Regions from separate parts of the Homo sapiens genome. Here region 1 is linked to region 2. Evidence: chromatin loops called from intact Hi-C (ENCODE). Cell type or tissue: psoas muscle. All regions are shown on one strand. Links, peaks and the distances in the headings refer to the core of each region. The heading gives the core; the rest is flanking DNA. Region 1 has its middle 190 kb from the start of LRIG1. Region 2 overlaps LOC105377144 (a long non-coding RNA gene).

Region 1 (12,613 bases), core at 1,959-9,958, 120 kb after region 2:
AAAGATAGTACACATTATGCAATGGAAGCAGAAGTGATAAAGGAGGGTGCAAAGACTTGGAGGAGAGAATGTGGCAAATTTAAGAACTCAAAATAGGTAACTATCACTGGAGCACAGAAAATTGCATATGTACCAGCAAGAGAGAAGGCCAAAGAAGCCCATGGGAGGAATGGGGTGGTGGGGGCAAATCATACATGTCTTTGTAAGTCCTGTTTAGAAAATTTACCCATTTTCTTAAGAACATTAGGAATATTGTTAAAGCCTTTTTCATTCTCCAGGTCAAAAGTAATCACTGCTTTTACACACCCAGATTGCATTGCTGATAGTTTGCTGTTATTTCAGCTTATTAGGGATTACAGTTTGTCATTCAACTATCTGTTTCCTCCAGTAGACTGGAAGATCTTGGGGGTCAGACTATGTCTGATCTTATTTATTTTATTTTATTTTATTTTTATTTTATTTTGTTTTGAGATGAGGTCTCACTCTGTGACTCAGGCTTAAGTGCAATGGCATGATCTTGGCTCACTGCAATCTCCGCCTCCCAGGTTCAAGCGATTCTCCTGCCTCAGTCTCCTGAGTAGCTGGGATTACAGGCATGCGCCACCATGCCCAGCTAATCCTGGCCTTAGGTGATCCACCCACTTCTGCATCCCAAAGTGCTTGGATTACAGGCATAAGCCACTGCTCCCAGACATCTTATCTCATTTAGATCAACCATCTCCAACATATCTTAATCAAGGTTTGTTGAATTGAATTACCCATCCCATTACAGTATACAAAACCTGAACCATTTAATGTGTTTTACCTTCATGGATCATTTTTAATACCACATGAAGCCTGGAGAGGTAAAGAGAGGGGTCCAAGCTTCATGCAGCTTGTTAAGACAGAACCATAAGGATTAAAAATAGGTTTTAAGTCTCTTGGTCCGAAAATGCTTTCTGCTACATCATACAGTTTCATCCCACAGCAGGTATTTCCATCACTAAAATGTGTGTACTTTTGTTCATTAGCAGTGAGGTGCCAATGAGATTTAAAAAAATTTTTTTCATGTAGACATTTCCAGAAGCTTCTGTTTGTAGTGGTGGAAACATCCACTCACATTTTCTTTTCTTGGGGAGAATCTGATTGGCCCTTTGGAGTTAGCAGATGTAAGGCAAGTAAAGCCTCTTTGTAATGGCTTAAGACTAGCATTCCCCCATGTCTCCTGTTCTGTAAAGCTCCTAGAATACTAATGGAGTAGGGGATAAATTTCTGTAGGAACTGTATTAGGGCAACTACCTACCTGCCATAGCAGATAAATCTGAACATCTCAGTGGCTCAAGTCAATTGTTCTATTTCTCACTCACATAAAAATTAATGTTCAGGAGGACAGCATCAGAGATCCAAGCTCTATCTTGGATCCACCATGCCCTGTGGCTTTTGCCAGATCCTCTCAGTCTCGTAGACTCAAAGAAAAGAATTTTCACCATGGACATCACTTCTGCCCACATTACCTTGAGTAGGACTGTCACAGAGACATTTCTCTGCATGTGAGGATGGGAAAGGTAGTCAGTCCACCTTGGGTGCAGAAAGTTAGCGAAATGGTTTTGGTAGACAAGTAGTCATCTCTGACTTAAGGATCAATGGGAATCTTGGGAAAAAGCAGTGATACCTCTTACCTTCTGAGGTTCTGCTTTATATAGTATTTCTGATAGACTAGGATGGATCAGATGAGGCCAGGGAGCACAGGAGAAATTTCACCATAACTTGCTCGTTGATTCACCTCAAAGCAGGATTATGTTTTCCACGGAGGGGTAGGTTAGTTCTGAACATGATATGTGGCTGCAAGTTAGCAATCCCTCCTTATCCAAACATTGTCTTGGAGTAAGAATGTGTGAGTGCCCACATATTAAAAGAGCTGTATATTAAAGAATTACATATATTATTGGGAGCCCATACCCCAATATGAAGTGACCTATCCTTCATTCAATCCTTCAGCAAAGCCTACTAAGTACCTACCATGTGCCCAGAACATTCTAGGTGCTGGGGATACTGTTGTTCCCTACTCCCACAGGGCTTAGCTTCTAGAGAAGGAGAGACAGGATAAATAACAAATAAATATAGTTTCAACTAGTCATAAGTACCATGAAGGAAACAGGGTTAGGAGATAGAAAGTGACCAGGAAAGAAGGGTCTAGCGCTCTTCTAGTTTGTGTAGAATAGATTATGATGAATTTAACCAAGGGAGAGAAAGCCTTTATTTCCCTATTTCTTTTTTATTTATTTATTTATTTATTTATTTATTTGAGATGGAGTCTCGCTCTGTCGCTCAGGCTGGAGTGCAATGGCGCAATCTCAGCTCACTGCAACCTGTGCCTCCCTGGTTCAAGTGATTCTCCTGCCTCAACCTCCTGAGTAGCTGGGACTACAGGGGCGTGCCACCACACCCAGCTAATTTTTGTATTTTTAGTAGAGATGGGGTTTCACCATGTTTGTCCAGGATGGTCTTGATTTCTTGACCTCATGATCCGCCCACCTCAGCATCCCAAAGTGCTGGGATTACAGGCGTGAGCCACTGCACCCGGCCTATTTCCCCATTTCTAAGACCAAGCAAGATTGCTACTGGGCCAGCAATGGATACCTGGAAAATTTTTCTCTGTGGTCCAAGACTACCCCACATTTCTGGACCTTTGCTCTCAAGAGCCATACTATGTGGCAGCAATAACAACAGTAGCACAACATGAGCATCACGGATAGATCAATGATATTTTCCAAGATCTTCTTTGTAGAGGACAGTACTCACTTATGCCAGTGAACACCCCTGGGATTCTCAGACTTTGCATAGGAGGTAGAACTCCTTAGAAATAGGAGGAGAAATGATGAGAGATGGGGAGTTAAAATCGTACAATTTGATGAATAAGAGAAATGTTGCTTTAGATGAAGGAAGACGTAGCAATTCTACCTTCATTCCACAATGATTCACTAAACACTTTCTGTGGATCAGATACTGTGTTAAGACCTGGAGATAAGGTGAACAAATGCAGCACAGCCCCTGACTTGACACATTTTAGTTTAAAGGAAAACTGAGAGTTTGTGACAGAAAGTCAAAGCTACCCGTGCGCAATTTTTTGTGCTCTATGTACAAACCACTTTGCCCATTTCCATAAAGTGGGGTATAAAGGTGAAGCCTTGTGTGCATCTTTGTCTTTTCATGAATACATGAGGACATTTTTCTTCCCCGCTCACTCCTCCCAGAAGGGGCACTGGCTTTCTGTTCCTACTAATGATTCTGCAGGCGCCTCCCTCTTCTTGGGGAAATTCAGACTCCTTCTGTTTTGTGACCAGGCAGCTCTGTGGGTCCCACAGTGTGATATACTAACCTTATCCTGGGCTCCAGCTGCAACATGCATCCTCTGATCCTGACCCTCCCAGATCACACCGGGGTTGCCAGAAACCACTGGTCCCCATTGTGTGTCATTCCCCCAAAGTTAACTTTGTCATTCCACAAATGCTGCCAGAGGCCATGTCTGAAGACTATGCTGAAACAGCTCATCCAGAAGGAATATTCGGTCAATTCTTTGTCAGAAAGCCAAGAAATAAGACATTTATTTGATCGAATTCATGGAAACGTTGGTCTGTTTGATTTTTAGCAGAATTTCGTCTGGTTAGCTCATGTATATAGGCACAGTTCTTATGTCCTAGGATTACAGAGCCCATGGTGTCAAAAGCCACCACAACAAAAATGTATCTGTTTCCTCTCCCAAGATTTTCATCCTATCTCCATAACCATCCTGGAAAGCACTTGAGGGAAAGAACTATGCCATATTTTCCATTGCACAGAGTAGGTGTTGAATATTTGTGTCAGGCAGGGTCTTGCCAAGAAAGAGATGGCCTACTCACACTGAATAAGTTGAGAGTTTCACTATCCCTAGGCCTGAAAAGACATGAGAAGGAAGTGGAACTGAGACAGGGAAGGCGATAGAAACGGGAGAGAGAGTGAGAGAGAGAGAGAGAGAGAGAGAGAGAGATATTTTACCCACCATGTCCCAAATCCATAGAGAAAGAGATGAGAAAAATCCCCGACCTCACTGTCCACCTCCCCTCCGATCATCTTCCTGGGTTCCCCAGTGGCTGAAATCCCCTGGAAGCCAGAGGGCACAGGAGCCTGTTGAAGTGACCCATATGTGTCAGCCTCTCAGGACACGGAAAAATCTAAAAGGATGGAAAGTAGAACAAGCAAGAAAGACAGACAGAAGATATCCAGCCCAGTACTGTTTTTTGTTAGTTTCAGGTTTTCTTTTCTTTTCTTTTTTCTTTTTTTTTTTTTTTTTTTTTTTTGAGACAGGGTCTCACTGTGTCCCTTAGGCTGGAGTGCAGTGGTGTAATCTTGGCTCACTGCAACCTCCACCTCCCAGGCTCAAGTGATGCTCCCACCTCAGCCTCCTGAGTAGCCAGAACTACAGACGTACGCTACCATGCCCGGCTAATTTTTGTCTTTTTGTAGAGACGGGGTTCTGCCATGTTGCCCAGGCGCGTGTGTGTGTGTGCGCGCGCGCGTGTGTGTCGTTTAGATTGGATCTCACTCTATTACCCAGGCTGGTCTCAAACTCCTGGACTCAAGCAATCCTCCTGCCTCAGCCTCCCAAAGTGCTGGGATTATAGGTGTGAGTTATTCCACCTGGCCCCTACACTGTTTTAACCTATTTCCAGAAAAGGTTGATTGTATGCCCTTTCTGTGTCTGTGTCTTACTTTCCAAGTTAAGGAGTCATGTGGAATCACAGAGGCTTGAGCTTAGGAGAACTCTGAAAGCACCAACCCCTCTAGGATGCATAAAGCTTCTCTCAAGTATCCTCAGCAAGTGGCCCTCCAGCCTCCTTTCGAATGCCTCTGTTGATAGGGACATCACTACATATGAAGGCATTTGAGGGCACTTCTAATTAGAAGCCTTCACAAACCAGCTCCCTTGAATTTCCTAGTTTTATTCCTGGAGGTCACCAAAACAATTCCAAATCTCCAACTCCCCTTCACAAGCATGCTTGAGCCTGAAAACTTTCCATTTTGTGCATGGATAATCACTTTCTTAACAGGAAGGAGAGGAGAGGCTACAAAGCAAATAAAAGCCAATTTCCCAAGCAAAGATAGAAAAGAACCCAAGGTGTGAGGAGGAAACCACTTCTCTCCTCGCATCCCACCACAAACGCATCAAAAACACTCAGAACATGGATGCGCACGGTGGCTTACGCCTGTAATCCCAGCACTTTGGGAGGCCGAGGCGAGTGGATCACGAGGTCAGGAGATTAAGACCATCCTGGCTAACAAGGTGAAACCTCGTCTCTACTAAAAAAAAAACAAAATTAGCTGGGCGCGGTGGCGGCCGCCTGTAGTCCCAGATACTTGGGAGGCTGAGGTAGGAGAATGGGGTGAACCCGGAAGGCGCAGCTTGCAGTCAGCCGAGATGGTGCCACTGCACTCCAGCCTGGGTGACAGGCTCAAAAAAAAAAAAAAGAAAAAAGAAAAAAAACAACCTCAGAACATCCTAAAAATGAAAATGCAATGAGGAAATCCCTGAGAACTAGAGCTGGGACCCTGAAGAAAGATTTACTTATGTTTCAAAGCCACATGCTTTAGATTCAGAAGCTGACCCCGCTCCCCTCAGCAACACAAAAGAAACCAAGAGCCATGATGAGCAACAGCTAGTGTAATTAACTAAAACCTAGCGGCTAAAAATACTCTTTGCCCAGGCAGAGGACCACACCATCTTTTTTAAATCCCAGCCTGCAGAAAGCACTCCGCGTGAAAAGAGCCAGGTCATTTGCACGAATCAGTGTAAAACATAGACAGTAGTGTATTTGTTAGGCTGGTAACACATGAGAAATGGAGGAGAGATTTGTTTTCTGTAGCAGTAGACAGAGCATGCCAGCTGGCAGCGTGCCTGAAACAAATAACCAAGACACAACTAGATCTGTGTGAAACGGTGAGAAAGTTTAGAGTCAGTGGGGCAAGGAAGAGCTGGGGCTGGGGTACACTGAAGAACACCACGGACAAGCAGAGAGGACAGGGAGAAGGTTTGCAAACTCTCTTAGTGGTAAATTCACCGTGCAGGGAGAGTCACGTACAGATTAGTTTGCCAGTTCCCATCTCCCACCTGTTCTCAGCTGTCACCACATCAGCATTCCAGTTCCAGCCCTGGATCATGAGCCTCTTTCCTCTTCACTGCTTTTGAGAGTTGAAATTAAATTTGGTTGATTCCATTTCCTATGCTTCTATTTGGCAGTGGCAGACCTAGAAATACCAGAGTAGGAATATCAAGAAGTAGGTTTCAGTTGTTTCCCTGCTGTTTACTGTATAAACTCAAATGCCACAGCAACCTTCCAGAGAGGAGTTTTTTTTAGTCTAGTTATTTTTTTATCGGATAAATAGTTCTGAATTTACATTCAGTAAAATTCACTTTTTGTTTTTGCTGTACAGTTACTTCTGGGTTTTCCTAACTACCATGATGAACATGCGGAACCGTTGTCACCTCAGAACTTTCCTTTGTGCTAAAGATTTGTAGGCAGGCCTTCTCTCAGCCCAGCCCTGACCCTTGGAAACCTCTGATAGAGATTTTCTTCTTCTAAAATGTCATAGGAATGAAATCATAGAGTATAACCTTTTGAGTCTGTATTAGCCACATTTCACAAATAAGACATAACAAGCGCGGAGAAGTTTGGTAACTTGCCCAGGGCCATACAGCTAGAAAAGCAGAGCAAAAACTTAAGTGCGAGCCCACTGATTCCAAATCTTATCCTTTCACCCTAGTGCTAAGCAGAAACTCTGCCTGGCCTGAGTTTCCTCGTCTCCCTCATCCACATGTGAAAAAGGGGCCAGTGAAATCGTGAGTGCAGAACAACTTCAGGAAGTGCAAAGCCCTTTGTGCGAGGTGCATATTGCTCATTGTTTCTTCCAGTCTTTGTTGCCAGCCAACCATTTTGCAGGAAAACATTGTGCCTTCCAAATTGCCCTTCTGAACATGGTGGTGCACCTTTGAACCTGGCCGTAATCAGTCTGTTTAGAGAAATACACACACACACACACACACACACACACATACACACACACTCACCTTCTGCTAATGCAAGAAGTATCTCAGGAGGTTAAGGACCTGTCTGGACTGGAAAGATGAAGCACTGTTTTCCACAAAGTGGCAAAGCCACAGACTTATTTAATGGGATTTGAGGTTGTGCAGGGGTGTTTTGGTCATTGGAAGGGATTTTTCTATTCTCAGGACATAAAAGTAACTGCTATGAAATACAATTTTGACTTCACTATTTTGTCATAAGAAGTAAACATCATCTGCTGGCCTGATGGCTTGAAAGCCTGTCTCTAAACAGCTTCTGCCAAAGGCTTTGAAATGTTTGCTTTCAGACTGGATTCAACCACCAGGATATTTAGAGACACACATGTCATAGCCCCAAGAAGCAGATCCCTCTCTTGGTGAAGATAAATCTGCAAAGCTGTAGCTTTCTGGAAGCCACACAAATATGGATTTGGTCCCTTCCTCCACCCCTGCTCCCCATAAATGTTATGGAAAGCAAATGTCTGGCTGGGCGCGGTAGTTCACGCCTGTAATCTCAGCACTTTGGGAGGCTGAGGCCGGCAGATCACGAGGTCAGGAATTTAAGACCAGCCTGGCCAACATGGTGAAACCCCATCTCTACTAAAAATACAAAAATTATCCAGGCATGGTAGTGTGTGCCTGTAATCCCAGCTACTCAGGAGGCTGAGGCAGGGGAATCGCTTGAACCCAGGAGGCAGAGGTTGTGGTGAGCCGAGATTGGGCCTCCGTACTTCAGCCTGGGCAACAGAGTGAGACTCCGTCTCAAAAAAAAAAAAAGAGAAAAAGCAAATGTCTGCTGTTCTCTGTTGCTACTGTACATGGTGCAGTTTTAGAATTAGGCCCAGTGAAGGCTGGGGCAGGGCCTCAGAGCTCTTGCTCCACTCCAGTGCTGTCCAATGGGTGTATAATGCAAGCCACAGATGTAGTTTTCAATTTTTTTAGTAGCTGTGTTTTAAAAAGTAAAGGAAAAATTGTCATTTATGTTAATAATATATTTTATTTAAACCAGTATATCCAAAATATGTAATCAGTATACCATGATTAATGAAATGTTTTCATTTTTAAAATATTAAGTATTCAAAATCCAGCGCATCCCAACCAATCACATTTAAGGTGCTGTATGACACATAATCAGTGACTACTGTATTCAATAGCGCAACTCCAGGGGTAGAGGTAAATTCAAACCCCAATGGGGCTTCTTCATAGTAGTGTGACCTTGGACAAGTTACTTAAGCTCTCTGAACCTTGGTCTTCTCATCCAAAAAATGATAATGATGTCTACCCACAGAGGGGATGTGAGGATTAAATCAGTTAATCCAAGGAAAGTGACTGGCACATATTAGTGGTCAGTGAATGTGAGTTGTTCATAGAAGCATAATTATTATTGTTTTTACTGGCATCGTTATGACTGTTAACATTGCTACTGAGAAAGTCAGAGCTCATCTGGTCTATTGTCGGTTATCTCATGGAAATGGAAACTGGAATCAGATTCGCTACCTCCAAGGTACTAGGGGATTGGGAAAAGAAAACCAAAGGAATAAATCGTATTTTTACAACCGTTAAAAATTTAAAAATCCTTCCTCCATATTATTTCTTTAATAGTCAAAATTAACTTGGAATGTAGAAACTGTTTTGTCTTCTTTATGGTTAAGAAAAGTAAGAATCAGAAAAGTTAGGTAAGGTCTTCAGGCCAAGCACGGTGTTGCACACCTGTAATCCCAGCACTTTGGGAGGCCGAGACAGGTGGATCACTTGAGGTCAGGAGTTTGAGACCAGCCTGGCCAACATGGCGAAACCCCATCTCTACTAAAAATACAAAAATTAGCCAGGCATTGTGGTGCATGCCTGTAGTACCAGCTACTCAGGAGGCAAAGCAGGAGAATCACTTAGGCCTGGGAGGCGGAGGTTGCAGTGAGCTGAGACTGCACCACTGCACTCCAGCCTGGGTGACAGAGTGAGACTCTGCCTCAAAAAAAAAAAAAAAGAAAAGAAAAGTTAGGTAAGGTGTTCAAAGTAATTCACCCAGGCCAGGAGAGCCTGGACTTATATACAAGGCTATCATCTGCAATGCTGTTTCTCTGAGAACGTTCTCTAAACCTTCAGAGCCTGCCTGGCTGGAGTCCCGCAGACCTACATCAGAATGCTGGGTATTCTGCTCATTGTGCGTCCCAGGCGAGTTACCTGACCTTTCTGTGCCTTGCTTTCCTCATCAGTAAGGTGGTAATAATATGTGCTGTGTGGGGAGTTGGGAAGACTAAAGTGAAATGTGGTAGGTTTGCAGAGCGAGTAGCAGGGTGTGTCACAAATAGTGAACATCTACTATATGTTGGTTACCTAAACCAACACTCCTCACTGTACTCTTAAGGCATTTGTTGAGTTGATTGGATTGTTGGTGTGAGCTTTAGATAGAGACTGTCAATGGCCAGTGTTTTAAGGCTGCACTTACTTAGATCAGAAAATCTCTGAAGGTTGAGGGTGAATCCTGGCATCATGCCTTTGATGAATGTTGATTGATTTCAATGAGCACATCTGGCCTCACATGTGTTTCTTTTGCCATGAAGCTTTCCTCATCCCACAAGATCACGTAAAGAGGCCTCATCTTGAAGCCATCACTGCCATTCGGCTAGCAGACGTTATACTTAGCTCTTTAGGGAAGGCATAACGAGAAAAAAATTACTGAACATCAAGAGAAGTGTGGCCTAAAGTCTTGGCAGGGTACACATGGCTCCTTTCCATGGTACAGTTGAGGAGAATTTCACAAAAGTGTAGAGTTGTTTATAAAAATGTGGGTTGGGTTAAGGGAAACCAGCAATAGGTGGGTCGGAACGTTGTGCTTAGCTACAGAAGGGCTGTATCACCCCAAGCTCGAAGGGGAAAGGGGACGAAACCAGGAAGTTCCTGGAACTGGAGAGGATAGCTCTAGCTGTACTTGAGGGCTGCCTCACAGGAGTTGTGGCCTTCAGGAGAAAGACACCACCAAACTGCAGAGGAAGGAGCAAGGGAAATGAGCACTGCGGGCGTCGCTCTCACATTTCTTGACAATGCCTCTAATTGACTGCATTTAATGGAAAGTCAGAGGGCGAGGGAGCCCGCTGATGGAGTCTATGCCCAGAGCTGGTAAGGAATTATGGAGAGTGGATCTGGAGGGGCAAAAGGAAAATATCCAACACTAAAACACCATTTGGTTTGGGTCTCAGAGCCTTTCCTCAGTAACTGACGATCCAGCTCCTAATCTTGGGTGGTGTTTTGGAAGGGAGCATAATCAACCTGTTGCCCTTCAAGTTCTGCCCTCCTAAAAGCTAATGTGCTCACTAACCCACAAAGTCCTCTTCCTTTCCAAAGTCTGATGGAGGTGGGCATGGTATTTTAAGGTGAACAAGAGGAAAAATGTATTTCACAGAAACTGAAGTGTTGGTCAAAATGTCTTACTCCCAGGATCTGATTTTTTGAAGCTCTGCCTGATTATTGCAAGTCCTTAAGGTAAGGAAGGTGTTAAATATGAATAAAGAAGCAGCCCCAACAGAAGCAGCACTAAGGACCTATACAGCTGCATCTTTGTTTGTAAGCATGATAAGACCCTGAGAAACCAAAACAGCCCATAGATTCAGTGCTTTTAATGAGCAAGGTTAGAAAAGGAAAAGATGGGGAGGACTTGGTCCTTTGCCATATTGTAACCCTAACAGAATAAGTTCTTTTTTTTCACATATTTCAATTGACTGAATACAAACAACATGCTTGGCTGTAATGTCAAGAACATTCAGTTTAGTAGAAGTTGAGATTTTTGGTAATCTCTAGTTTTAAAATGGGAAACCTCTCTTCAAAAGGAACATGTTCACTGATTTACTTACTGCTTCTCTCTTAAAAATTTTTGCTGATTATATATCTAATGCCCTTTGTGGAAAATTTGAAATCACATACACACACACACACACACACACACACACACACTATAAACAATGAAATATCAGGTATCTTTTATTCTGACAAATATATCTGCTGATAACTTTTTAGTAAATCTCTGTGTATGTTTGGTATGTATGACTATTTTCCTTTAATCTTGATACATTTGGTGTTGTACTATAATTGTTCTGCTTCCTCTCAGCCTCTAATAATCTAGAAGAATAGTTCTTAATATGGGACATATATTATAATCAATTATAGATTTTATTTTTTAAAATAACTTAAAACTAAAATAGAACAAGCCTTCCCCTGGAAATGATAGTTCAATAAATACGAGGTGGATCTTGAGAATTTTTAGATATTTTAAAGCTCTTCTCATGATTTTAATATGCATCCTCAGTTGTGAATCAGTATATTCTCTTTTTTTTTTTTTTTTTTGAGACAGTCTCGCTCTGTCGCCCAGGCTGGAGTGCAGTGGCACTATCTAGGCTCACTGCAAGCTCTGCCTCCCAGATTCACGCCATTCTCCTGCCTCAGCCTCCCAAGTAGTTGGGGCTACAGGCACCCGCCACCATGCCCGGCTAATTTTTTGTATTTTTGGTAGAGACAGGGTTTCACCATGTTAGCCAGGATGGTCTCGATCTCTTCATCTGGTGATCCACCCGCCTTGGTCTCCCAAAGTGCTGGGATTACAGGCGTGAACCACTGCACCTGGCCATGAATTAGTATATTCTAATGGAAAAAAATAGCAGTGGATTCCCTTTAACATATATATAAACATTTTCATTTTTAACATAGGATCTTTTTTATTATGTGTTTTCCTACAACAAAATAATTATTTTTATATTGTGGTAAAATACACATAACATAAAAATTTACCGTTTTAACCCTTTTAAGCATACAGCTTAGAGGCATTAAGAATGTTCAAAAATGTTGTGTAACTGTCACCACTATTTCTAGAACTTTTTCATCATTTCAAACAGAAACTCTGTGTCCATTCAACAATGACACCATGTTTTTCCCATATCCCAAGCCCCTGGAGAAAAATAATATCATTTCAAATTGCCTGCAAAATATTCCTTATACAAATATACAATTATTTACTGAACTGTCATTATAACTTTGGACAATTAAGTTGTCTTAGATTTTTTTTTTCCTAAGGCTACAGCAAACATCTGTGAGTGTGTGTTTGTCTGTGTGTGTGTGTCTGTGTGTTTCTATTTGGTTCTTCTTTATATCTTCTATTTTTATGCTGAAATCTCCTTTTTTCATTTGTTTCAAATGTATGTGCAATTGTTTGTTGGATCATTCATATAGTAGTTGCAGTAAAGTTTTTATTACAGAATTCTAAACATTCATATAAAATATATAATTATGTATTATATGTATATATATACATGTATCTATGTATATATATGTGTCTGTATACATACATACATGATCACTAGCCATTCTAAAATCACATGTACTCATCACTCAGGTTCAACGTAATTATTTCATTTAAGTTTTATATTTTTAAAAAACAGCATGATTTTTGGAAATACCAAAAATGGCAAAGGTAAAATCTTTGACCTTATGTGTATGTATATACAGACACATATATATGTATATGTGTGTATATATACATACACATATAAT
Region 2 (12,613 bases), core at 2,538-10,537:
TAATGCTGACCACGGGGACTCCCCAAGAACATTTCCACTTCAGCAAGAATGTTGAACAATTTGCGTAACCTTTCCCAGGTACCTGCTATAACCCATTCTAGAAATCTAAATAGAAAACTCTATTTTTCCATCTAGTGTCCATGCAAGGATGGTGCATTTCTGCCAAAAATAAGTTTGGGGTCTGGCGTGTTATCTCCAGTTGATTCTTACAAATGACTGACCAAAGAAAGTGAAAGAGAAAAGAAAACAATTCGTGGAAAACTCATAAATAACTGTTTGTCCCCCTCCCCCAAAGCTCTGTAAATGTAAAGAACACAACATATATGGAAAATACACCCAAATTTAATGTGCAGTTTGCTTGCCATGTAACTGTTCATACATATTTTGCCACCTAAAGAAAACTGTGCAGCTTCTAATTGTTTTGTTCCATTTTGTTTTGTTTGACACGGAATTTCACTCTTATTGCCCAGGCTGGAGTACAATGGCTCAATCTCGGCTCACTGCAACCTCCGCATCCCGGGTTCAAGTGATTCTCCTGCCTGAGTCTCCCAAGTAGCTGGGATTACAGGCATGTGCCACTATGCACAGCTAATTTTTGTATTTTTAGTAGAGATGGGGTTTCTCCATGTTGGTCAGGCTGGTCTCGAACTCCCAACCTCAGGTGATCCTCCCACCTCGGCTTCCCAAAGTGCTGGGATTACAGGTGTGAGCCACCGTGCCTGGCCTCTAATTGTTATTGTGACATATTTTCTTCTGGCTTTACAATTTATTTTTGTAACTGAGGCCTTAGACCCTAGGTGCTAAGACGGTGCAGGTCATTTTTGTGTAGAAAGTTACACTAATGTTGACAATTCACTTGCACTTGACAATTCACTTTTTGGCCAAAGAGGAAATAAAAAGAAAGTATATTGGTGTGCAATATACTAGCTTTGGAAAATGAGAACAGTTTAAGGATCTGGTTAGAATTTACAGGTCTCCCAACCTAAAACTCACTGTTATTCCTATTATTGCAGTTTCATTGGAGCAGAAAATTTAACCCAATGACCAGGAAACTGAAGAGACTCCGTAGCCTGAGAAGGGAATTATTCAAAGGAAAAAGGTCCTAACTTACGTGTTGAAACTCTGTTCAAAACTTCTAAGGGAAAGAATAGGCCATATAGGAACATTCCTGATATTGGTCATTTGTATTTCTGAAACTCTTCACAGTAAACCATCTCGGCGTACGTTGTTACTTTGAATTTTCACAGCAACCCTGAGAAACTGGCTTGAGGGCAGTTATTATTCTTTACAAATAAGGAAATTCTAGATGTCAGGCTCACAGTCACCCAAATAACTGGCAGAATCAGCCCTCAAGTCCAGACCTTCTGAATTTGAAAGTTCACTGCTTTTTTTTGTATTCTTGCTGCTACTTTCTAAGAAGCAGAAAACAGGCTCATTTGATTGTGAGACCTTTCAAGGTAACTATACTTGCAGGCAAATAGTGTCTTCACAATAAAGCTGCCTACTTCTTTGCAAGAGATTTCACAAAAAAAGGGCTTTTTCTACTCATGCTTACTGTCAGTGGTGAGACATAAAACTGAAAATGTCTTAAAGGACTAAGTTAGCATTTTGATGCTGTGAGCCTTTTAAATACCCCATTGTCTCTGAAGAGAAGGACAATCAGCCTTTGTACTGCCAGGGCATTTTTCATCCATCCCGGATCCCTGGAAGGCCCCATTCCTCAGAAGGGCTGTTGTCTTTTTCCTGCCACAACATCAGTGCAACATATCTCACATTTAAGACGGCAGCCTACTCAGTCCCCATTCATAGATTCCTCTGGAAATTAATGTCTGCTACCTCCACCCCCTCAAAAAGAAAAAAAAAAAAAAAAGCTCTGGCTTTGTCAAAAGAGTTATTGGAAATAGAACTTGTGAAAAACCCTTACTATGCAATGGGAACTCAGACAATAATGTTTTGTAACAGTTCTGTTTGATGTGTACTGACGGGAATTAATCATTTTAGTTAACAGAATTGCTCTTTGTTATGTAAACTTTGTAAAGTCCACCTCATATGACCTCTTGCATTTGGGGAATCCAGTGTTCAAAACTGTCATCTTTCTGTGGACAGCAGTATTCCTGTGGCAACTTATGGGACTACATTACTACTTGAATTCAAAATCTGTCCCGCTGCTGTGTTGGATGCCAAGCTAAGCAAAGATGAAAATACGGTAAAATATGTACACACACAAGTCCCATTCCCCAAGAATTGATTAAGTGGAATGAGTATTTGTTTTCCCATTTCACCTTTTCATAAATAGCCAGCCTGTATCAAAAATGACCACAACCCTAAAAATACACCATTTCTAGATTAACACACTTCTGTTCACTTTAGATCTCTGTCTCTCTAAATGTATAAAATGAATAAATTTAGTCCCTTGGAGAACATAAATAGTTTGTCCTGGGATTGTGTGCTTTTAGATTGGATATTTAGGTAGGTTCCCACCAAAATCACCATCTCCCCAGTCCCTCTAAAGGTGGAATTCTCTCCTCATACGGTTTCCCTAACCTCTCTGATATGGCTTGAGCCAGCTCTTCCCATCTTAGCTAGTAGATTTGTATTCTATAAAACAGCCCCACCGCCATCATCACAAAGACCATCATCAGACTGTTAGAATCCATTTTTCAGTCTCTTTGTGCCCATGAGAATCTAGAATGACTTAACTAACAACCAAGATTGATCAAGACTCCTTGAACTAGAGCTAGACTCTGTCTCCTAGGTTGTTAACCTCCTACAGTTGGCTGTGAAGTAGTCAGTCCTTATATTTACCAAAAGTGTGTAGCTGATAAGCCCATTGTTAGCCCCAAATTGTTTATCTGCAAGTGCAACGGACATATCAATACATCAACATAACATACAGAGAAAGAAAGCAGGTGTCAGACTAAAAAAGATCTGAGGTTGCATTCTTCTTCTGCTACTTACATATGACCTGTGTGATATTGCAAAGAAATGTCTCAGGACTTATTTCTCTCTTGTATAGTAAGAACGACACATGGTAGAAATTGAACTAACACATACTAAAGTAGAACTTAACACATGGAGCATAGTAGGTGTTCAATAAATGACAGCTGCTATAATTACTATTGTTATAGTCTCTACTATGACTCCTTTCTGTTATTAAAATAAAGTCAATTTTCCACGTGGTTTTCAAGAGAAAATTAGGAAACCATCCCAGGAAATAGATCATTATTCTTTTTAAATTCTAGCTTCTTTTTTTTTTTTCCTTTTCTACCCCAGGTTTTCAGATATGTAAATCTTTAAACCCACTGTGGAATGCTCATTGACATCAATAAGGACACATGATAATGTAATCATGTGTTCTTGATTCAGCTGGTTTTTGAAAGAAAAGGATAACATAATGGAAAATTACAAAAGCAAAGCCCTTAGCCCCTAATACCCCTTTCTTTGAGGTGACAGAAAAAGCCCTTACTGGTTTCACACAAACTTTATCTGCCATCTAAGTGAAACGAGATTAAAGTTCTCATCTATGCATTTAGCACAACTGATAATTTTGTGAATGCAAAAAATCTAGTGGGAGCGTGCTATTTGTCAAGCACGACGGTTGCCTTGTAACCCTACCTGGGTCTTCAGTGATCCCGCAACCTTATCAGAAGCTGATGAGAAATACAGGGCCCTTGTTCACAACCTGCAGGGGGATACTGTGGCTCCTCCGAATAAAGGTAATGACAGGCATAGTCATTTGAATACTTATCTACCAAGGTATCTGCCAGCCCATCAAATGTTCGCTGGTAAACAGTTAATCTGAACTGGTGGATTCCTGCAGACAGGGAGCAATTGAGGTCCCCTTGCCAGAGAGGGAGAGAAGAATTTGTCTGATTCAGAATGTAGATGCTGGGCCTGCTGGCTGCTGAATAGCCTCCCATTAAAGAGCACAGAAGCTTTTGCATTGGTATCGAAAGCTTGGGCATGTGGGCACTGAGCCCAGCCGGGGCCTGAGGTATCTTCCTGCAAGGGCATCTGAGACCAGGCTAAGCCACCAAAGCTGGATCCCAGGCTTCCTAGGAGGAGACCTCCTTCTGCTCTTGCAAAGGAAACCTTTGGCACAGATGTTATTTAGTTTTTCTAACTCCGTTGACTACAACAATGTAAAAACAGACGTATTTGAAACACACATTTGGAGAAAAAAAATATGGAGTTTATTCTGTTTTTATTTATCTTTACAAGATGTGTTAATTTAATACAGGGAAAGGGAAAACAAATGGTCTATAATCTTACTGCCCAATAATTTCTCTTGGCATCACTTTTGGAACTTTTTTCCCAGCTTAACACGTGCAGAAATATGTACAAATCAAAAGCATAGAGCTTGATGAATTTTCACACACTAAACACACCTTTGTTGCTGGTACAAGCTCCCAGATCAAGAGAAAACATCATCAACCCTCCTCCAAGTCTCCTTGGTGGAGACTTCTTCTAGGCATGACCCACATCCAAGGGCAATCTTGAGCTGAACTTCTCGCAGCATAGATTAGTTTTGCCTTGGCATTTTTTCCTTAATTGACACAAATAATACAGTTCTGTGTAATCAGAGGAACTTAGAAATACAGAAATACAAACTTGAAAGCAAAGCCCTCCCTTTCTTCTTACCTCCTTGTCCCTCAATGCAACTTCCATTAATAGACTTTTTGTTTCTGTTTTATTTTTGCCTTTTTTCAGGGAAATGTGTATGCTGTTTGCTAACATTATTATGTTTTCTTCTTTTTCTCCTCCTGCCCTCCTCTTCCCTCTCCTTCCCCTTCCTCCTCCTCCTCCTTCTTGTTCTTTTACTTTACACACAGCACATCATATATATGTATTGTCCTATTAGTTGCTTACCTTATTTGTACCATTTTTTCCTCATCAAAGGCTATTTGTACAGATCGTATACTAGTCTGATAATAATACTTCAGTAGGGAGTTTGGGAGACAAGGAGGAGGGACATTTCATGTTTTATAACCAAAATAAATTATGTTCTTGAATAGTAGAAAGAAGAAAATTTTTTAAAGATACCTTTTTGTCTCCTTCTGTAAAAAGGCAAACAGTGGCTCACACCTGTAATCTCAGTACTTCAGGAGGCTGAGGTGGGAGGATTGCTTGAGGCCAGGGTTTGAGACCAGCCTGGACAATGCAGCAAGACCTCATCTCTACAAAAAAAATTTAAAAATTAGCTAGGCGTGGTGGTGCACACCTGTAGCCCCAGCTACTTGGGAAGCTGAAGTGAGAGGATGGCTTGAGGCTGCAATGTGCTACTATCACCCTACTGCTCTCCAGCCTGGGCAACAGAGCAAGATCCTGTTTCAAAAAAAAAAAAAGTAAACTAAGTTCCCTGTGGCAATTCCTTTCTCTTCTCCAGATTTCTGGGTTCCTCTATAACAGACATGAGAAAAGAAAGCCCCCTCAAACCATGCAATGGACCCTCTGTGCTCAGACCCCAGGAAACTCAGCCCCATCAGGGGTAATCCTGCAACAACTCTAGAAAAGCCCATTCCTGAACTATGGTGTTAGTTGGTCTAATATTTCATTATTATTTAATATTTTCTTTGCTATCAGGATGAAAAATGAAAGCCTTTCTTTCCAAAACAAAATACCTAGAGATCACCTAAGTTTCCTTCAGTGAGCTGGTTTAACTCTGTTTTTCTTTGGCAGAGGAAATTGCCGTCCTAGAGAGGCATTTTTCAGTATTGCAGACTTAAAGCCTGCAACTTAATTTTAATTAAAATATATTTTTTTCCAGTAGGTGGCACTAGTGTGTTTAGCTAGAGTTAATATGTGCCCATTGAGGGGAATTGTGCAGTTCAAAGTAGCAGCACTTAGCACTTATCAACACGTTCCCCCTACACTCCTAGAGGCTGTCTTGACTTCTCAGCACTTCGAATGAGATTGCAAGATACCCAGACAAGCATTTCAGAAACTGGCCCTTGACTTGTGGCTAATGAAAAATAGATTACAGAAAGGGGAGAATGGATCGCCACTGAAGAATATTCCCTTTGCCCTTTAGTTCATTTAAGGAAATATAATATCTGAAATTTAAAGTCCGGAATTGACATTTTCCTTGTACATACAACTAAACACCGATGAAACAGTAAAAGACTAGCAGGCCTAAAAGTCAGCTACTTAACACGAACATCCAAAGACAGCCATGCACTTTGCTTCTGTTTCAGATTTTCCATTTGTGAGAAAAACGTAATAGTGTCTTTCCCCAAAGAATCATTGTATTTGATGATGTCTCAAGAGAAGACATCAAGAATGCACTCCATTCAAGGTCAATTTATATAATGCTGTCCAAAAGACTTTAGCCTTCACCACCTTTCAGCAATATTGTAAAGGGAAAATTAGAGCTACTCTGTGCATCACAGAGTCTGGGAGAATATAAGACGATACGCTGTGTGGGTGCTTGAATTGTGTTGAGTACGATCCCAGTTTCTTCCCTTTTCTGACTGTATCACCATGGAAGAGTCATCTAAACTCTTTGCTTATTATCCATCTGAAAAATGGAATTCAATATAATAACTTCTATTATTATTATTATTATTATTATTTTGAGATGGAGTCTTGCTCTGTCACCCAGGCTAGAGTTCAGTGGCATGATGTCGGCTCACTGCAGCCTCTGCCTCCTGGGTCCAAGCAGTTCTCCTGCCTCAGCCTCCTATGTAGCTGGGATTACAGGCACCTGCCACCGTGCCCGGCTAATTTTTGTATTTTTAGTAGAGACAGGGTTACACCGTCTTGGCCAGAGTGGTCTCAAACTCCTGACCTCATGGTCCACTCGCCTCGGCCTCCCAAAATGCTGGGATTACAGGCATGAGCCACCGCGCCCAGCCTCCTTTTGTTATTAAGAGTAAAACAAAAAGCCAGGTCTTTACAAAGCGTCAGGCTTGAGTTGTGGATACGGTGTTGTTTTTTCATAGATATAATATTGTGAAATATATATCTGGTCTTCGCCCAGTTTTCTGTCCTGTAGCTCCTAAAATCCTTGGACTCTCCAGAGTGATGAGCGTCTTTTGTATGCTAATGAGATGACTGGCAGCCTGGGGCTTGCTGGGTAGCTTCAGGATGGGGGCTGGTCATCAGGAAGAACAAGCCACCCTTAGAGGGTCAGCCCCACCCCCCAATCTCCAGGGAGAGAAAAGGGCTGAAGGTTAAATTGTCCAGTGGTTTAATCAATCCTGACTATGTAATGAAGTCTCCTTAAAAACCCAAAAGGACAGGGTTCAGAGAGCTTCTGGATAGCTAATACCTGGGAATTCCTAAAAAGTGGCTCGCCGTGGGAGGGGATGAAAACTCCATGCCCCTTCCGGTATGCCTTGACCTATGCGTCTCTTCATCTATATCCTTTGTGAAATCTGTTATAATAAACCAATACATCTAAGTGTTTTCCTGAGTTCTGTAAGCTGCTCTAGCAAATTAATGGAATCCATAGATAGGGTAATGGGAACACTGACTGATAGCCAATTGGTCAGAGGTTATCACAGGTAAAAACAACTTGGGGTTTGCCATTGGCACGGAAGTTGGGGGCAGTCTTGTGGACTGAGCCCTCAACCAATGGGATCTGATGCTGTCTCCAGGTAGATAGTGTCAGAATTGAATTGAATTGGAGAACATCCCACTGGTGTCTACAAGAGATTTCCCACAGAGTCCACTGGAGAACTAATTGGTTCTGGTGGGGAGAACACATTTTGGTGACCAGAGATGAAGTCTTGTGTGTTGGCTATGTGAGAGTAGAGAAAATACTTTGGTGGGATTGTTTTTCTCCAATATCTCTTTAAAATACTGGTTTTTTATATTTGATGTATTTCATAATCAAACATTAAATCATTAATTTTTTTTTCTTTTTTTTTTGAGACAGAGTCTCGCTCTGTCGCCCAGGCTGGAGTTCAGTGGCATGATCTCGGCTCACTGCAAACTCCGCCACCCGGGTTCACACCATTCTTCTGCCTCAGCCTCCTGAGTAGCTGGGACTACAGGTGCCCACCACCTCGCCTGGCTAATTTTTTGTATTTTTAGTAGAGACGGGGTTTCACTGTGTTAGCCAGGATGGTCTCGATCTCCTGACCTCATGATCCGCCTGCCTCGGCCTCCCAAAGTGCTGGGATTACAGGCGTGAGCCACCACGCCGGGCCAATTTTTTTTTTTTTTTTGAGATGAAGTTTCTCTCTTGTCCCCCAGGCTGGAGTGGAATGGCGTGATCTTGGCTTACTGCAACCTCCACCTCCCAGGTTCAACCTCCCAGGTTCTCCTGCCTCAGTCTCACAAGTAGCTGGGATTACAAGCATGCACCACCATGCCCAGCTAATTTTTATATTTTTAGTAGAGATGAGGTTTCATCATGTTGGCCAGGCTGGTCTCGAACTTTTGACTTCAAGTGATCCACCCGCCTTAGCCTCCCAAAGTTCTGGGATGACAGGCATGAGCCACCGCACCTGGCCAATCATTAATTTTTAATAAGCATCACGGGAAGACAATATAGAAATCACTGAAAAGACCCTATATGAATTCAAAGTAACTTTATGAAACTTTTATTCATAAAAGTGACACCTGATAATTATAAGAAATTTGGGAAATGATGAAGTGGAAGATGGGGTGGGGGGAATCACTCACCATAGGAGAGATATACACAGTTACCATAACCTTGAATACTTTTGGGAATTGTGAGTAGCATTTTTCAGAACAGTGCTTGTGAGGGTGTAGCAAATACAGAAAAATAAGGCTGCTTTAGATTGCTGAAGCCCAGGACAAGCCCTGCACCTTATCGATTCACTTAAATCGTTGAGAATGTTGCATGAGGCAGAAGATTCAAGTAGATGGCTTCTAAGATCTTCTCCAAAACTAAAATTTTGTCATGTTATACTTCCATTCAACAAGTATGTATTGGGCACCTACTACATGGAAGACACTGTGCTGGTAATAGCCTATATACCAGTGAGCAAGTGGCAGGAAGAGAGGCATTAAATAATGCATCAGATAATTCATAATTGGTTATAATGTAGTCAGTGAGGTTATTGTGAGATTGTTGTGATAGACAAGGTGTCCTATCTGGTAGAGGGAACAAGGCAGCTGAGCTTTGAACACTACAGGAGAATCAACTAGATAAATGGAGGAAGGTGAAATGAAGGAGAGAAATGGTCTGTGCAAAGGCCCTGTGGCAGGAAAGCGATCCATATTCTCTGAGAACAGACCACAGAGATTAGAGTGATGATGGGTACAGGGTATGTCACAGATGACACTAGAGAGTTATCAGGAGCTCTTTGGATTGTAAGTGGACTCCTTAGACTAACACTTTGGCTTTTATTCAAAATAAAGTGAGAGTCCATTGAGGAGTTTTAAGTAGGGAGTGCCTGCTGTTCAGATCGGGCTTCCCTGATGAGTCTGAATTAGATGGTGACAGAGTGACTATATGTGGAGACCGAGAGTCTGCTGAAATAATTCAGACAAGAAGTCACAGTGGCAGAAGTGGATGTGGAGAATGGTATTTAAAATAACATCACTAGGACTGGGTGCAATTGAATATATGTAGAGGGGGATGGCTGTAGAAAGGATGACTTCCAGGCCAAACGTATTAAATCTGGTTGTTCATGTGTAAAGTTTCAGGAATGTGACTTTGTAAAGTCAAGAAACACATATTAAGCCCTTGTTATAATTCAGGCCCTATTTTAGGCACAGAAAATACTACAGTGAACAAAGCAAATTCCCATAGCACCTATGAAACCACATTATGACAAAACTTAGACCAGATGTCAGTGAACTACAGTCAGGGCCAAACTTGGCCTGCTGCCTGTTTTTGTAAGTAAAGTTTTATTGGAACACAGCCATGCCCATTCATTCACATATTGTTTATGACTACTTTCTCCTGGAAATGTCAGAGTTAAGAAGTTGCAGTGGAGACTGCATGACCCACAAAGACGAAAGCATTTACTGTCTGGACCTTTACAGACAGTTTGTGAACCTTTAACTTAGATAATCTACATGTTAATCTTATCTTTCACTCTGATTTCCTGCTAACTTGGGAAAACTGGGTAACCTCTCTGACTCAATTTTCCTAGATGTAAAATAGAGCTAGTAATAGCTATGTTATTTGTCCATGTGAACAAATTGAGAAAATATCAGTGAGGGCTTTGGAATATAAAAAACTAACATGCTAGGCTGGGTGCGATGGCTCACACCTGTAATTCTGGCACTTTGGGAGGCCGAGGTGGGTGGATCACGAGGTCAGAAGATCGAGACCATCCCGGCTAACACGGTGAAACCCTGTCTCTACTAAAAATACAAAAAATTAGCCGGGCGTGGTGGCAGGCACCTGCAGTCCCAGCTACTCGGGAGGCTAAGGCAGGAGAATGGTGTGAACCCGGGAAGCAGAGCTTGCAGTGAGCCGAGATCTCGCCACTGTACTCCAGCCTGGGCCACACAGCGAGACTCCGCCTCAAAAAAAAAAAAAGTAACATGCTAATAGATGGTGTCAAGGTATATTATGAGAGTATGCTATTTTGATTTTAATCTTCCTTTTTTCTAGCATTTGAGGCCCTCAACCTACTTTTCCAACCTGATACTGCTCCACCTTCTAAAAGTATTTTCTACAGCAGCCAAGCTGAAAACTGTCTCAAGTGTAGGCCCTCATTTATACTGTTCCCTTTTCTCTCGCCTCCCCTTCCTTAAGTTTACTAAAATCCTGCCCTACCATGGTCTTTCATAAGTGTCACCTTCTTAATGAAGACTTTCCAAATGGACTCACCCAGATGCCTCTCCTTTGTTCATATACACTTCGTACTAAGTCTGTCTGTCCCTTTCTTAACTGCCTATCCCCATTCTGTTATGGCATTGTACTATTTGTCTTGTTCTGACTTATGAGATAGGAGAGAAGATGAGCATCGAAACTTGCTCTTATCTATAGTCCTATAGTGCTTAGCGCAATGTCTTGTCCTAGCAGAAGCTTTGAGTTGCAAGTAGGGACTTGAAAACACAATCCAAACCACAAAGATAAGTCATTGACTGAAATCAAATATATACCTAATCATGATTTGGAGTTTTAAATTGCAATCCTAGGACTGGTTCCTCCATAGGAAGGCTATGCAGAAATAGAGGCTTCCCAGCAACCTAAAGACAAATAACAACAGTGTCTTCAAAAGATTCTTCATGTGAATACAGAGATGACAACCTGATGATCTACAAGTTTATTTCGGCCTCCAGAGCTCTTCTTTTTCTCTAGAACTGTATAGACCCATGAAGGGATATATATATATATATATATATATATATATATATATATATATATATATATATATATTTTTTTTTTTTTTTTTTTTAAGTTACCAGCATTTTAAAATGGGAAGATTTCGTACAAAAATCTAGATTTCTGACTTCTTTTAGAAGAAGCCTGGGTTCCCACGTGGCAACTATCTATAGTAGCATAGTAGTGACTGCTCTCTGTATATGAAGTATATGATCTCCAACTTGCCACAGTCCCCACCAATCCCTGTTGTATGTCTGATGTTGTAGCTCCAACACAGTAGCTATTTATCTTTGTGCTTGCTCTGTTTATGTCAGTCTGTTTTCAAAAATAGAATTGAAAGAAAAATTTTTACCCATATTTTTAATAAAAATATAAAACTAAAAATAGTCTGAGAAGCAGCTGGTAACATATAATTAAGCTTGTGGATTCAAAAGTCAGACTATCTGGACCCAAATCTGGTAGCCTCTTCTAGTTGAGTTGCCAGATAAAATATAGAAAACACAGTTAAATATGAATTTCAGATAAATAATGAATAATTTTTAGTATAATTGTATCTCATGTATTTTTATTTGCCAAATCTGAGAACCCTACTTCTACTTACTATGTGACATCAGGCAAATGAGTTAGCCTCTCTGTGTCTCAGTTTCCTCATAAGTAAACTGGGGATAATAAAGGAACATTGTGAGTATAAAATAAATATTAACTACTATCATTGTTAATTTATTTAAGAAATAATAGCAGACAGAATATTCTCTTGGGACAGTGAAGAACATGTCTTTATATTTGATAAAGTGTGTCTTATCCTAAAATATACAACTGAAGATGTTGCATTTGAGTAGCAGCTGCTCTAGACAAATCTTGAAAATCTCAGTGGCCTCATGCTGAAGATTTATTTCTACTTTATGTAATGTGGACTATAGGTCAAAGGCCAGATAGCTCTCTCTTATATGGAAGATGTGGCCTCCAAAGTCACTACAGCAGAGGAAGGAGATGGAGAAGGCAGGCCCCCTGTTAGCAACCTTGACCTGAAAGTGATACGAGAAGCTTCCCCTAACAGCCCATTGGCCAGAACTAGTCACATGGTCCTAAGCTAACTGCAACGGAGACTGGGAAATACAGGGGAGCATATAGATTGGTGAACAGTAACCACTTATCTGCCTGGCTGCTATAGACAACTCGACTTTTAACTCCAGTGTATGCAACGGATTCAAAATCAGAAGACCCTCCTTGTTCTGCTCTTTCTCAAGCAAGAGAAATATAGCCAAAGGATTTTTCTTTCCCTGGGAGGTTCGTTTACTCCCCAACCACTGGAGAAACAAAGAGATTTCTTTTTTTCTTCCTGTCAGGAGCAGGAAG

Evidence for each region. Peaks named below come from ENCODE experiments on the same cell type or tissue, not always from the same donor. Only the 100,000 strongest peaks of a DNase experiment are listed, where the experiment ranks them.
Region 1: a loop joins it to region 2, with 2.1 times the contacts of the local background. A loop is called at or near these places in 3 of 110 quality-filtered maps.

Annotation. Positions count from the first base shown.
Region 1 is chr3:66,687,031-66,699,643 of GRCh38, reverse strand. No RefSeq gene overlaps it. Among named protein-coding and RNA genes, the nearest start is that of LRIG1, 190 kb to the right of the region's middle. RefSeq lists an enhancer at 4,608-4,777. In psoas muscle, for the core only: no CTCF peak of the experiment used is centred there; a DNase peak (open chromatin) is centred at 5,903; H3K4me3 peaks cover 1,307 bases; H3K27ac peaks cover 3,058 bases.
Region 2 is chr3:66,809,499-66,822,111 of GRCh38, reverse strand. The region is part of intron 2 of LOC105377144 (a long non-coding RNA gene); the gene reads left to right. Among named protein-coding and RNA genes, the nearest start is that of KBTBD8, 180 kb to the left of the region's middle. In psoas muscle, for the core only: a CTCF peak has its summit at 5,761 (motif pointing right); no DNase peak of the experiment used is centred there.